Regions from separate parts of the Homo sapiens genome. Here regions 1, 3 and 4 are each linked to region 2. A link is a contact called in ENCODE Hi-C or POLR2A ChIA-PET data. All regions are on one chromosome and are shown on one strand. Each heading gives the region's core, a stretch centred on a gene start or an enhancer-like site at or near the end of the contact. The rest is flanking DNA. Distances are from core to core; before and after follow the strand shown. Region 1 holds the start of TSPAN10 (tetraspanin 10). Region 2 holds the start of CHMP6 (charged multivesicular body protein 6). Region 3 holds the start of EIF4A3 (eukaryotic translation initiation factor 4A3). Region 4 holds the start of FAAP100 (FA core complex associated protein 100).

Region 1 (2,858 bases), core at 34-2,533, 650 kb before region 2:
GAAAAATACAAAATTAGCCAGGCATGGTAGTGTGCGCCTGTAGTCCCAGCTACCCGGGAGGCTGAGGCAGGAGAATCACTGGAACCCAGGAGGTGAAGGTTGCAGTGAGCCGAGATCGCGCCACTGCACTCCAGTGTGGGTGACAGAGTGAGATTCGGACTCAAAAACAAAAAAAAACAAAAAACAAAAAACTCTGATCCCTGAATTCTCAAGGACACTAATTTTTTTTGAGTAGTAATAAAACCTCAGTAACCTGTACAAGCTGGCTCTGTGTGAATTAAACTCTTTATTGCAATTCCCCTGTCTTGATAAAGTCTAGGCAGTGGGCAGGGACAATATGTTGGGTAGTTACAGTGGCACCCTGAGCAAACTAATACAATTACTAACATAATTTAATCAATTAATGTAATTTAACATAGTTTAAAAAAACTGTCACAGTAATTGTGATGTTGTGAAATATGTATACATTTAGTCTTCCGGTTTCCTGGTATCCAACTCCAAAAATCCTTAGAATCTGTGAAGTGACGTCTTTTTTTTTTTTTTTTGAGATGAAGTCTCACTCTGTCGCCCAGACTGGAGTGCAGTGGCACCAACTCAGTTCATTCTAACCTCCGCCTCTTCGCTTCAAGAGATTCTCCGGCCTCAGACTCCCGAGTAGCTGGGATTACAGGTGCCCGCCACCACGCCCAGTTAATTTTTGTATTTTTAGTAGAGACGGGGTTTCACCACGTTGGTCAGGCTGGTCTTGAACTCCTGACCTCAGGTGATCCACCTGCCTCGGCCTCCCAAAGTGCTGGGATTACAGGCGTGAGCCACCGCGTATGGCCTAATTTTGTATTTTGAGTAGAGACGGGGTTTCACCATTTTGGCCAGGCTGGTCTCGAACTTTTGACCTCAGGTGATCCGTCCACCTTGGCTTCCCAAAATGCTGGGATTACAGGTATGAGCCACCGCGCCCGGCCTGAAATGCAGTTTAAACTCGTTTGTTTTTCTTATGTTAAATTTAAAAAATACTTAAAAAAAAAAACATGAAGGTGTGATCCTGCCTTCCTGAAATTGTTTCTCTACTTACCTGTGCATGGAGAGAAGTTTGGAATGCTGTTTCCCCAATTATAATACGCTATAATACGCAGCAGTAGTTATTTTTGGGTGAGACTTCGGATGCTCGTCTTTGCTTCCTTTTTGGACTTTCCTGTGCCGCTTGGGTTTCCGAGGACGAGCAGAAGTAATCTCAGACGCAACTTTCCAAAATCCCCTCCTCCAGTTGCAGGGATGGCGGGGGCGGGTCAGCGGCGCCGCCCTGCGCATGCGTCGAGCCGTTGGTGGGGCCGGAACCTGGTTTCCCGGCCTCGCGCCCGAGGGGAGCGTATTGAGCGAGGCACCGGGACGTCGGCGGCTGGCGGAGCCGGGCGGGCGAAGCTGGAGCGGCGGTGGCGGCGGCGTAGGGAGGCCGGGGCCGGGGCTGAGGCCGCGGCCGGGTCTGCGAGGCCCTTGGGGCGGCAGGCGGCGGCGGCCCGGGGCTCGAGCCCGGAGGCAGGAGCAGCCGCCATGGCCGAGAGCATCGTGAGTGCGGCGGCCGGGCGGGAGCGGGGACGCCGGGATGAGGCAGCAGATTTGCCGGCCTCGGCCTGTGGGGGAGGCGGGCCTGCCGGCGCCGCGACTCGGCCCCTTTCTCTTCTCTCGCCAGGGCTTTCTCTGTAGTGGCTGGGCCCCTCTCGGGGACTTTCACCCCCCTCGGCTGCTTCCCGTCCGTGTCCCTCCCCAGGGGACTTACGACCCCGGTTCCCCGCCCTGGGCAGGGAAAGGCCGAGCCTTTCTAAGCAGGGAGAATGGACTGTGGCGAAGAGAAACCGCCCTCCTTCCCCACCCGTTTCCCGGCTCCAGGAGACTTCCTGGTCTAATTCCAGGGACTCCCAGCCAGTCCTGCCCCTCTCAGAGCCAGGGACACCTCTTATCCTAATCTCCCTCTGATTCTCTCCTCCTGCTCTCCCGCTTCCCAGCAAGTGCCTTGTCATGAGTCACTAAGGAGAGCAGCTCTGCAGACGGGGACGTTACAGAGCTCCCTCCCCACCAGAAGACCTGGGAAAATGAAAACACAGTAACTTGCCGGCTTTGCTCCTTACTTGGAAGGACAACTTGACAATTCCTCTTTAAAAGGAATGTTGTAAATGATGTTGATTTCACTTTTTACCTGAAATTGAAATTGTCGGCCCGGCGCAGTGGCTCACGCCTGTGATGTCAGCACTTTGGGAGGCCGAGGCGGGTGGATCACCTGGGGTCAGGAGTTCGAGACCATCCTGGCCAACATGGCAAAATCTTGTCTCTACTAAAAATACAAAAAATTAGCCGGGCGTCATGGCGCACTGTAATCCCAGATACTTGGGAGGCTGAGGCAGGAGAATTGCTTGAACGCGGGAGGTGGAGGTTACAGTGAGCTGAGATCCCTCCATGGCACTCCAGCCTGGGCTATAGAGCGAGACTGCGTCTCAAAAAAAAAAAAAAAATTGTCACACACTCCTCCTTAACGTAAAAAATATCAGTGACAAATCAGAAAACCAGTCCCTCGTTAAGTTGTGAGAAGTTTCTTCCCAAAAGTAAATGTGATGGGAAAAAAACTAACTGACCATTGGACAGGAGCATTTTGGTTAATATTAAGGAAGATTTGGGATTTCTGGGGGAAGCTTAGCAGTATTGGGTGAAGAGTAATGTTCATACTGTAGCATTGTGACAGTCTCTGCAGTTTTGCCAGGTGTTGTCTAGAATAGGTCTCCAGGCCCGGCGCGGTGACTCACACCTGTAATCCCAGCACTTTGGGAAGCCCAGGTGGGTGGATCACCTGAGGTCAGGAGTTCAAGACC
Region 2 (2,920 bases), core at 69-2,568:
TGACCCTTGGCAAGTGGAAAGCTGTGCTTGAAGAGAAACCGGAGCTGAGTCCTTAAAGAGAGGGGAGGGAGTGCCTTGGGGCTGGCAGGGTAGGTGGAAGGTGGACGATGGAGGCTGGGTCCAGCTGTCTTGCAGGCAGCTCGGGACGGTGCCCAGCGCTGTGCCCATCTTCTCTAGGGACAAATGTGCCCGTTGTTTCTTTTCACAGCTTATGGACTCAGATGCCAACGTAAGATTCCCTCTTTCATTTACATTCGCTTCTCTTTTAGTATAAAATTAACCTATTTCTGTTGCACAAAATTTAGAAAAGAAAGCATCCGAAAAAGCTAGCCCTGCTTTCATTTCGGGGTCTCTTTCGTGACACGTTTATCTCGTTACAAAAATGGACTATTCTTAACCCGCCCTGTCCCTGACATGCCAGGCGATTCCTCCTCCTACAGAAGCTAACTTTCACATGGGAAAAGGCACCACCACCGGCCCGGCTGTGCCCCGGGGGGTCAGTCTGGAGTCGCCGCAAACAAACGCGCCAAACACGGTGGTCCCGTACCCAGGCGCTGCGGAAGCCCGGCAGGACCCCGGCAGGACCCCGGCAGGCGTTCGGCGCACCTGTCGGCCGCTCCTCGGACCAGGGCAGACTTCCTTCCAGTCCTGGCCTGGATGGGGTGAGGGAGAGGGGATGCCCCGCGCTGCCTCGCGAAGCCGGCAGCACCGCCGGGGCTCCGGCCCAGGGCACCAGGAGGCAAATGAGCCGCGGGACGGGGGCGGGGGCAGCGACTCCGGGAGAGCCGGGACCTGCTCCCGCGGGCCCAGAGCCAGGGAAAGCCCAGCGCCGCGCGGACCCCACGGACGGGCCGCCAGGCTGTGGCCGAGCCCCGAACGCCGGCGTCGAATCCCGCAGTCACCAGCCGCGCCCACCCCGGCGGGGCTCGCAGAGGCGGACGCGCGGGCCCCGGGGAAGACGGCAGCCACGGCGCCGCGCAGGAGACCCCGGCCCGAGGCCCCGCGGGCGAGGAGGGACGCAGGGCGGAGAGACCGAGGGGCCCGGCTGCGCGCTGCGCCTCAGTTTCCCCATCCGAACGCGGGGGGCCGAGGGCGCGGGGCTCTTCCGGCCCCGCCGCCCGCCCCGGCCCCGTCGCCTGTCCCGGCCCCAGCCCTGACCCCGGGCCCGGGCCCTCACCAGGATGGCCTTGTCCTGCTCCGTGACGCGGCTCTGCTTCTTGCGGCCGAACAGGTTACCCATGGCGGCGCCCGCCCCTGGCCCGGGACCCACCAAGTCCAATCGCCACCGCCGCCCCGCGGCCACCGTAGCTCGGGTCCTCCCGCTACGGCGGCCGCGCCGGGCCAGGCGCCGCGGAACGCGAAGGCCGAGCGCCGCCTCCGGCCGCGCGCCGTTGCCGCGGGTTCGAAACCACAGCCCGCCGGTCTCGGCGACCGCCGCGAACACCGCGGCCTCCTTGGACCGGTACGGAGAAGTGGCACGGATACCTGGATGTTAGGGCCCGCGATGTTCGGGCCCGGGATGTTCTAAATGACGTGTTTCCGTGCACCCTTCCTGTGCAGGTGAAGGCAAAAATTTCTTATCTCCTAATTAGGTGGGATCCTTTTAGATTAACATAATTCAGTCTCCCCAGGCTTTCAGGAATCTTGTGCAGGAATCACTGTCCCACTGGCTCTGAACACAAAATGCCGCATTAATGATGTGATATCCAACGTTTTGCACTTTTTTTTTTTTTTTTTTTTTTAGATGGAGTCCTGCTCTGTCGCCCAGGGTGGAGTGCAGGGGCGCTATCTCGGCTCACTACAAACTCTGCCTCCCGGGTTCAAGTGATTTTCCTGCTTCAGCCTCCTGAGTAGCTGGGACTACAGGTGCCTGCTGCCACACCCGGCTAATGTTTGTTAGTAGAGACGGGGTTTCACCATATTGGCCAGGCTGGCCTTGAGCTCCTGACCTTCTGATCCACCCACCTCGGGCTCCCAAAGTGCTGGGATGACAGGCGTGAGCCGCCGCACCCGGCCCGCTTTGCACTTTAAAATGTTCCCTGAAATGCGACCAGCAGCGCCCTCCACCCAGCCTTTCAGCCCTGGGATCTTCCCTCTTCCACTGCGCTGCTCCCTGTCTGTAGATCAGTGCCAGGAGGAGACCAGCATGGCTGGGCTCAGCTTCTCCTTCCAAGGAATCGTGGCTGCGTCCCCCACAGAAGCATTCTTCCCTGGGGGGCTAAGAAACACATGAATGGGGATAAAGGGTAAAAGGGAGAAGCCACCCCGGTTCCCGCCTGAGTATCCTGACTGTGGTTCCTGAGCATTCACTAAGTGTCAAAGAAAAGCACTCAGCTGAGGATGGCTTGAGGCCAGGAGTTCAAGACCAGCCTGGCAACATAGCAAGACCCCCGTCTCTACAAAAAATATAACAAATAACATCAAAAGGAGAATAATTATCACCTGTTCCAAACCTCTGGACTCCAGAACCTTCACTGAGGTGAGGGGGCCCCTGAATTTTTGTGGGGTTCATCTCCCACCCTCTGATTTGTCTCACCAAGACATCTGAAGTACTTTTTTCCTTGGTGTCCATGGGGACGTTGAGGAAAAAAAAAAAAAAGACTTGCTACTCCCTGCTCCTCATGAAGGGGGAAGGAAGAGCTGGGTAGAGGAAGGCGTGATCCTTGGCTAGGGATCCCCCCACCGCCTGTGCCCACAAACCTAGGTGAGGACAGGGATTTTTGTTTTCCTGCCCAAATGTTGCATTTCCAAAGACCACCCTGGCCTGCCACGCCCCCATCCTGTCCCTATAAAATCCCCGAGACTCTAGCAGACTCCATCTGGCCAGGTGTGGTGGCTCACGCCTGTAATACCAGCACTTTGGGAGGCTGAGGTGGGTGGATCACCTGAGGTCAGGAGTTCGACATCAGCCTGGCCTCAC
Region 3 (2,921 bases), core at 194-2,693, 840 kb after region 2:
AAAAAAAAAAAAAAAAAAAAAAAAAAGGACAGAGCTGGCGCTCGTGGAAATACAATTTTCCCAAAGTTAAAAACATGATTCTCAACAGCATGAACTGCCCTTCAAAGATGATGGAGCTGCTTCAAAAGGCGTTAGAGGAGCTGGGTACGAAGAAGCACTTAAAGTGTCAGATAAGAAAGCGGTTAGTGGCTGCGCGTGGACACCTGTGGTCCCAGGTGCTCTGGAGGCTGAGGCGGGAGGATCGCCTGTGCTCGGGAGGTGGAGGCTGCAGTGAACCGAGATCGCGCCATGGCACTCCAGCCTGGGCGACAGGGCCAGACTGTCTCAAAACAAACAAACGAACAAACAAAAAGCAGGTTAAGATGCACAACTGGTTAAAGTTCTGCTGGGCAATTAAAAAATGATCCCGTCTGGGTTATCTTTGCTGCAGGACACGCATTAGCAGCACCGTCTACTGACAAGTGGCCTTCATTAAGAGCAAATTGCAGGCTCAGCATGTATTTTATTTATAACAGCTGCTTGCCGGGCACAGTGGCTCATGCCTGTAATCCCAGCACTTTGGGAGGCCAAGGCAGGCGGATCACCTGAGGCCCCGCAGTTCAAGACCAGCCAGGACAACCCTAACCCCCGCCTCCCCCAACCCCGTCTCTACAAAAAAATTTAAAAAATTAGCCGGGCGTGGTGGCGCGCGCCTGAGGTCCCAGCTACTCCAGAGGCTGAGGCGGAGGCTACAATGAACCCTGATCCTACCACTGCACTCCAGCCTGGGCGACGGAGCGAGACCCTGTCTCCAACTCACCAGGCAAACGGTGAAGACACACCCAGGCGCGTCCCCTAAGAGGGACGCCGGCTTCAGGGGCCCTGGCCCTCCCCAGCGCAGACCCGCCGGAGCCCAGCGCCGCGCCGGGGCCCACCACCGGCGGCCGTGAGGGTTTCCACTCGAATCTCCCCGGCGAGCTGGGCGCCTCCACTACGGGTCTGCGACGCAGTCCACCCACTGCGGGCCCGAGAGAGGACCCGTGCTCGTCATTTTTATTCGAGGCGGGGCTATCTGGGGACCCCGCCCGGAGCGGAGGCCCCTCGCGGCCCCAGCCTGTTTCCAGGGAATTCAGGTCCACACGCCGCTCAAAGAACCTCAGCGCCCCAGTCCGCGAAATCCCGCGGCCGGTACGAAACACCGCCAACTTTAGAAGTACCACCCCCTCCATCCCTTTCGTAAGGAACTGGGTGCCCCGCCCTCAACGAGATCCCGCGGGAACTGCATATGGCGCGAGAGCAGAAACACCTTACTTTTCCCTGCGGCAAACGCCCAGTTCCCTTTCACGTGACGAAGAGTGCCCCGTCCCCCAGAGGCGTGGCCGCGTCGCGCGTACGCACGTACGCACGTACGCACGCACGTCTCTCGCTTTCGCATACTTAAGGCGTCTGTTCTCGGCAGCGGCACAGCGAGGTCGGCAGCGGCACAGCGAGGTCGGCAGCGGCACAGCGAGGTCGGCAGCGGCACAGCGAGGTCGGCAGCGGCAGCGAGGTCGGCAGCGGCACAGCGAGGTCGGCAGCGGCAGCGAGGTCGGCAGCGGCGCGCGCTGTGCTCTTCCGCGGACTCTGAATCATGGCGACCACGGCCACGATGGCGACCTCGGGCTCGGCGCGAAAGCGGCTGCTCAAAGAGGAAGACATGACTAAAGTGGAATTCGAGACCAGCGAGGAGGTGGATGTGACCCCCACGTTCGACACCATGGGCCTGCGGGAGGACCTGCTGCGGGGCATCTACGCTTACGGTGAGCGGGCGCGGGCCGCGGGGGCCAGCCGGGGGCGAGTCGGGGGCGAGCCGGGGGCTGAGGGCCAGACTGGTGACTCCCGGGCCGGCCCTGCGCTCCGGAGGTCGTGGTCAGGGTCGAGGCTCGGGGGCCAGTGACGTCCGACCCCCACCCCCACCCCCGTCCTCGCCCTCACGCCTGGCTGTGTCGGCGCTTTCGGTGTGTGTCCCCCGTGCAGAGCTCGGCGCTGGGTCTGTCGGGGGCTGCAGCCGCTTCGAGGCACCTCAGCGTCCTTCATTCAGCAGATAACTGATTTCTACCTATTAGCTTTTCTAGGTACTGGGGTTTTGGCGGTAAACCGGAAGGGTTTGCGCCTTTACGGGTTTTGAATTTCGTTTGGGGGGAAAGCATACTGTCAGGTTGCCCAGGCAACCTGAAGAACCTGAAGCGGGGTAATTGAATAGAGTGGGACTGGGAAGGAGGAGAGAATTAGTAAAGCAGAGAGGTAAGGGGGTTCGCAGGAGGGGGTGCCATTTGAGCAGAGTTCTGGATGAAGGAGACTGTTATGAGAAGAGGGAAGAGCAGTTGGGGCAGAAGGAACAGCTGGTGCCAGGGCCTTGCAGCCCTTAGCCAGCTGCATTCCAGGAACTGAAAGAAGTCCCCTGTGGTGGGATTTTGGAGAGCTAGTCGGGGCAGATCTAGCAAAGACGTGTAGGGTGACGAATAATTTGAATTTCATTTAGAAATCTAGTGGGAAGCCAGTGGAAGGTTTTAAGTAGCTATGTGACACGATCACATTTACAGTTTTAAAGATTCTTCTGGGTGTCTGTAGATTTGAGGTGAGGCGAGGCAAGGCAGGAGAGGAAACAAGAGAGTTGGGAGCTTTTGCTGCAGTTCAGGGAAGAGAGGATTGTGCTGCCTTGGAGATGGAGTACCAGGGAGCTGACAGCATTGGCTGATGGATTGAACGTGAGTGACAGAAGGAGGAGAGTTGGAGTGTTTTGAGTAACCGGTGGTTGATGCTGCAAACATTTGGCTAGGTAGGCAGCACTCCAGAGAGTCAGAATCAGGAGCTGTCTCTTGGTATGTTTGAAAGATGTGAGGAAGTTGAGGGAGAGCCTGGAGAAGAGGTTGGGTTGGGCACATAGATGGGAATGACCAGCA
Region 4 (2,897 bases), core at 1-2,500, 560 kb before region 2:
TTCACAACGATGCGGCATCTGACTTCCTGACTCTGAAGGCCAAATGAGATGCACCTGGCCCTCCTCTCCCCACTCCCCAGCATCAAAGACAGCATTTCCAGCCCAAACACCTTCAGAGCAGCCCTGGCGAGAAGAGAGGAGCAAGGAACTGACTCCAGGTGCCGCACTTGAGTCTGTCTAACCCAACATTCAGAATCAGACATCCCCGTTGCCTTGGGGTCAGTCCCCACCCCAACCTCAAAGGGGGGCGGTCAGGATGTCTGCAAGTGGTGCTTTGTGCTCCAGCAGGTGCACCCGGACTCCACGATGTCTGCCTAACTTCCAAGCCCAGTTTTGCAGCCCTGCCCCTAGATTCTCCCTCGAGGGTGTCTGGCCTTAGCGCTCTTCAGATTGGCTTCTTAAACGGAGGGAGGCGGGCCGGGGGCGGGGTTCCTTGGTCATTTACTTGTGAATGGTGTGCCTGGTTTCCGCTCTCTTCCGGGCATGGAGCAGGTGTCCGTACTGCAGGCCCCTCCACGGGCGTTCTCTGGTCAGTACTTCTCTCCTGGAGGAAGTGGAGAGCTGCCAGGAGGGAGAGGGTGGAGGTATCTTGCCCTGGCTCACAGTCATTTTCTTGTCCTCTGCCCCCAACCCAGAAACCCCATTGGTGTACTCCCTGTCCCCACGTGTTCAGCCACGGAGGGAGGGACGCACTTCCACCTAAGCTGGCTCACTCCGCTGGGCCCTGAACGCGGGGGCGGCCGGGGCGGCTCGCAGAGCACAGGGCAGAGACCCATCCCTAGGACGACAAGAGCCGGCGCTGCCCCACCCCGACCCCGGCTGGAGTGCGCTCCGGCAGGACCCAGCTGCTCTCCGAGAGCCCAGAGAATCGAGGCGTTTACGCAAAAGCCCGAGTAGCTGAGCGCTTGCTCCGGGGAGACGCCCCGCCCAAGAGCAACCTCTGCTCGGCCAGGACCCGCTTCCCCACCCTGGGGAACCCGTGCAGCAGCCGGGGCCATGAAGCCGCCGAGGGCTCCCACCAGCCCGGCCGGGTCAACCTCGACCTGCGGCACGGTGCCGCGGCCCCTAGGAAGGCTCCCCTGCTCCCCGTGGGTACCAGCGACCGCCCCAGCTCCCGGAGTCCCTGCAGCGCGTCCTTTCCGGCCCGCCCCCGGCACCGCCGACCGCTTTACGGCGGAGGTCGCGCCGCACAGCGGGCTGCCGTAAAGCGCTCCGAGGCGGAGCCGCCGCCGCGCGGCCGGGGCTTCTCACTCTGACGGGCCCGCGCGCACGATGGCCGGCGCCGCGCCGCGGGTCCGCTACCTGGCGGGCTTCTGCTGCCCTCTCGGGGGCCTGGCGGCGGGCAAGCCCCGCGTGCTGTGCCATGAGGCAGAGGTCTTCCTGTCCACCGGGAGCGAGCTCGTCTACGTGTACGACCAGGAGGGCGGGCTGCTGACCGTGAGCGCCGGCCCGCGGGGGCGGGAGGGACCGGGCGGGGGCGGCGGTTCGCGTGAAAATGAAGACCGCGGGCCCGCGCGTCGCGTCGGCCTGACCCGCGCCCCGGTCCGCAGGCGGCGTTCCGGTTCCCCGACCAGGTGTGGCACCTGGAGCTGCTGGCGCCGCGCAGGTTGCTGTACGCGCTGTGCGCCCGGAGGGGCCTCTACTGCCTGTCGCTGGACCACCCGGGCAGGAGCAGGTGAGGGCGGGCCCGCGGCCTCCCTCCCGCACACTCCTGCTGCCCCCGGACTGCTTCAGAGCGAGCAGCCCCACCTCATCGCGCTTGGGGACCCGGGCTGCCGCCAGCTCTGAAGCCTCGGCCGCCATCCCTGCCCGATTATCTGGAGCCCCTGCCCCCAGCACTCTTTCTGCAAGTGTCTTGCTCACAGTCCTTAGTAAGTGGGGTTCACATGGTTAAGCCCACGGCGGGGCGCGGGATCCTGTCCTTTGGGCCCTGGTGGCCCGGTGCTGTCTGGTGAGACACGCCCCCGAGGTTGGGTCTTTATTGGAGGGAGGAGACAGCAAAGGCACCGTGACCCCGAGTCAGTGATCAGTGGACACCATCTGGGTTGGAAGGAAGCGAGCTCCGGGCAGCCAGGCCTGTCTTCAGTGCAGAGCCAGCAGCTGCTGACCGCGGCCCAGGCTGTAGAGGGGGCAGCCTGTGCACTTTGCAGCCTGGGCCTCAGCCTGACGGTTCTATGCTGACAGGTGTCGGTTCACGCTGGTTTTGGATGCCTGGTACTTCTTGTCAAGAGTATCCTTCGTGGGGAAGGTGGGAGGCCATGTGGCAGATGGACTGCTGAGCGGCCTTGGGGGTCACTGCGGGAACCCCTGAGCCAGACTACTCCATGCCAGGTTATTGTGAAGAGAACGTGGGAATCCCACCCTGCCCAGGCCTGACCAGTGCGTCCCTGTTCTCAAAGGTCTACGAGCCAGGATGACAGGGACAGCGAGGACGGTGACCAGCCTTCCCCCGTGATCCCTGTGGACCCCGATGCCTGCATCCTTCCCGATGCTGCGCTGTGCGCGTTCACCTTGCTGGACAGTGTGCTGGTCACCCTGGTGCAGGGCCCTGCCCGATGGAAGATGCAGCTGTTTGAGCAGCCCTGTCCTGGGGAGGACCCCCGGCCAGGAGGCCAGATCGGTGAGGTGGAGCTGTCCTCCTACACGCCCCCAGCCGGGGTCCCAGGAAAGCCTGCAGCCCCCCACTTCCTTCCAGTGCTGTGCTCTGTGTCACCATCAGGCTCCAGGGTCCCGCACGACCTCCTCGGGGGCTCCGGGGGCTTCACGCTGGAGGACGCCCTCTTCGGGCTCCTCTTTGGAGCTGATGCCACCCTCCTGCAGTCACCTGTGGTCCTCTGTGGTCTCCCTGATGGCCAGCTCTGCTGTGTGATCCTGAAGGCCCTGGTCACCTCCAGGTC

Evidence for each region. Hi-C counts contacts between places; a loop is a spot of excess contacts on that map. ChIA-PET counts read pairs that join two places held with the same protein, here RNA polymerase II (POLR2A). Pooled maps may share reads with other maps.
Region 1: a pooled map shows a loop between it and region 2 (6-fold over the local background). The contact joins the promoter of TSPAN10 here to the promoter of CHMP6 in region 2. A Hi-C loop is called at or near these places in 1 of 50 pooled maps. POLR2A ChIA-PET finds 5 or more read pairs at or near these places in 2 of 52 experiments (HEK293 and WTC11).
Region 3: a loop to region 2 is called in a pooled map, with 6 times the contacts of the local background. The contact joins the promoter of EIF4A3 here to the promoter of CHMP6 in region 2. A Hi-C loop is called at or near these places in 2 of 37 single-sample maps with no recorded cell type and 7 of 50 pooled maps. POLR2A ChIA-PET finds 5 or more read pairs at or near these places in 1 of 52 experiments (activated CD4-positive, alpha-beta T cell).
Region 4: a map of CD4-positive, alpha-beta T cell shows a loop between it and region 2 (6-fold over the local background). The contact joins the promoter of FAAP100 here to the promoter of CHMP6 in region 2. A Hi-C loop is called at or near these places in 1 of 168 maps with a recorded cell type or tissue (CD4-positive, alpha-beta T cell) and 1 of 50 pooled maps.

The regions. Positions count from the first base shown.
Region 1 is chr17:81,635,621-81,638,478 of GRCh38, reverse strand. It overlaps TSPAN10 (tetraspanin 10), which reads right to left and starts at 1,283. Exons shown (of 4, transcript NM_001290212.2): 1 at 1,073-1,283. NPLOC4 (NPL4 homolog, ubiquitin recognition factor) reads left to right here and starts at 1,367. Exons shown (of 17, transcript NM_017921.4): 1 at 1,367-1,563. The coding sequence starts at 1,549. RefSeq lists a silencer at 1,428-1,637.
Region 2 is chr17:80,990,239-80,993,158 of GRCh38, reverse strand. It overlaps CHMP6 (charged multivesicular body protein 6), which reads right to left and starts at 1,318. Exons shown (of 8, transcript NM_024591.5): 1 at 1,178-1,318. The coding sequence starts at 1,240. RefSeq lists silencers at 616-805, 816-965, 1,096-1,425.
Region 3 is chr17:80,145,650-80,148,570 of GRCh38, reverse strand. EIF4A3 (eukaryotic translation initiation factor 4A3) reads left to right here and starts at 1,443. Exons shown (of 12, transcript NM_014740.4): 1 at 1,443-1,778. The coding sequence starts at 1,610. RefSeq lists enhancers at 1-74, 75-788, 789-1,501, 1,502-2,216 and silencers at 785-974, 1,815-1,864.
Region 4 is chr17:81,550,706-81,553,602 of GRCh38, reverse strand. It overlaps FAAP100 (FA core complex associated protein 100), which reads left to right and starts at 1,250. Exons shown (of 9, transcript NM_025161.6): 1 at 1,250-1,437; 2 at 1,551-1,675; 3 at 2,400-2,897. The coding sequence starts at 1,273. LOC124904085 (a long non-coding RNA gene) reads right to left here and starts at 1,244. Exons shown (of 2, transcript XR_007065947.1): 1 at 1,097-1,244; 2 at 1-561. RefSeq lists enhancers at 1-194, 724-843 and silencers at 244-313, 324-403, 984-1,143, 1,284-1,523, 1,584-1,683.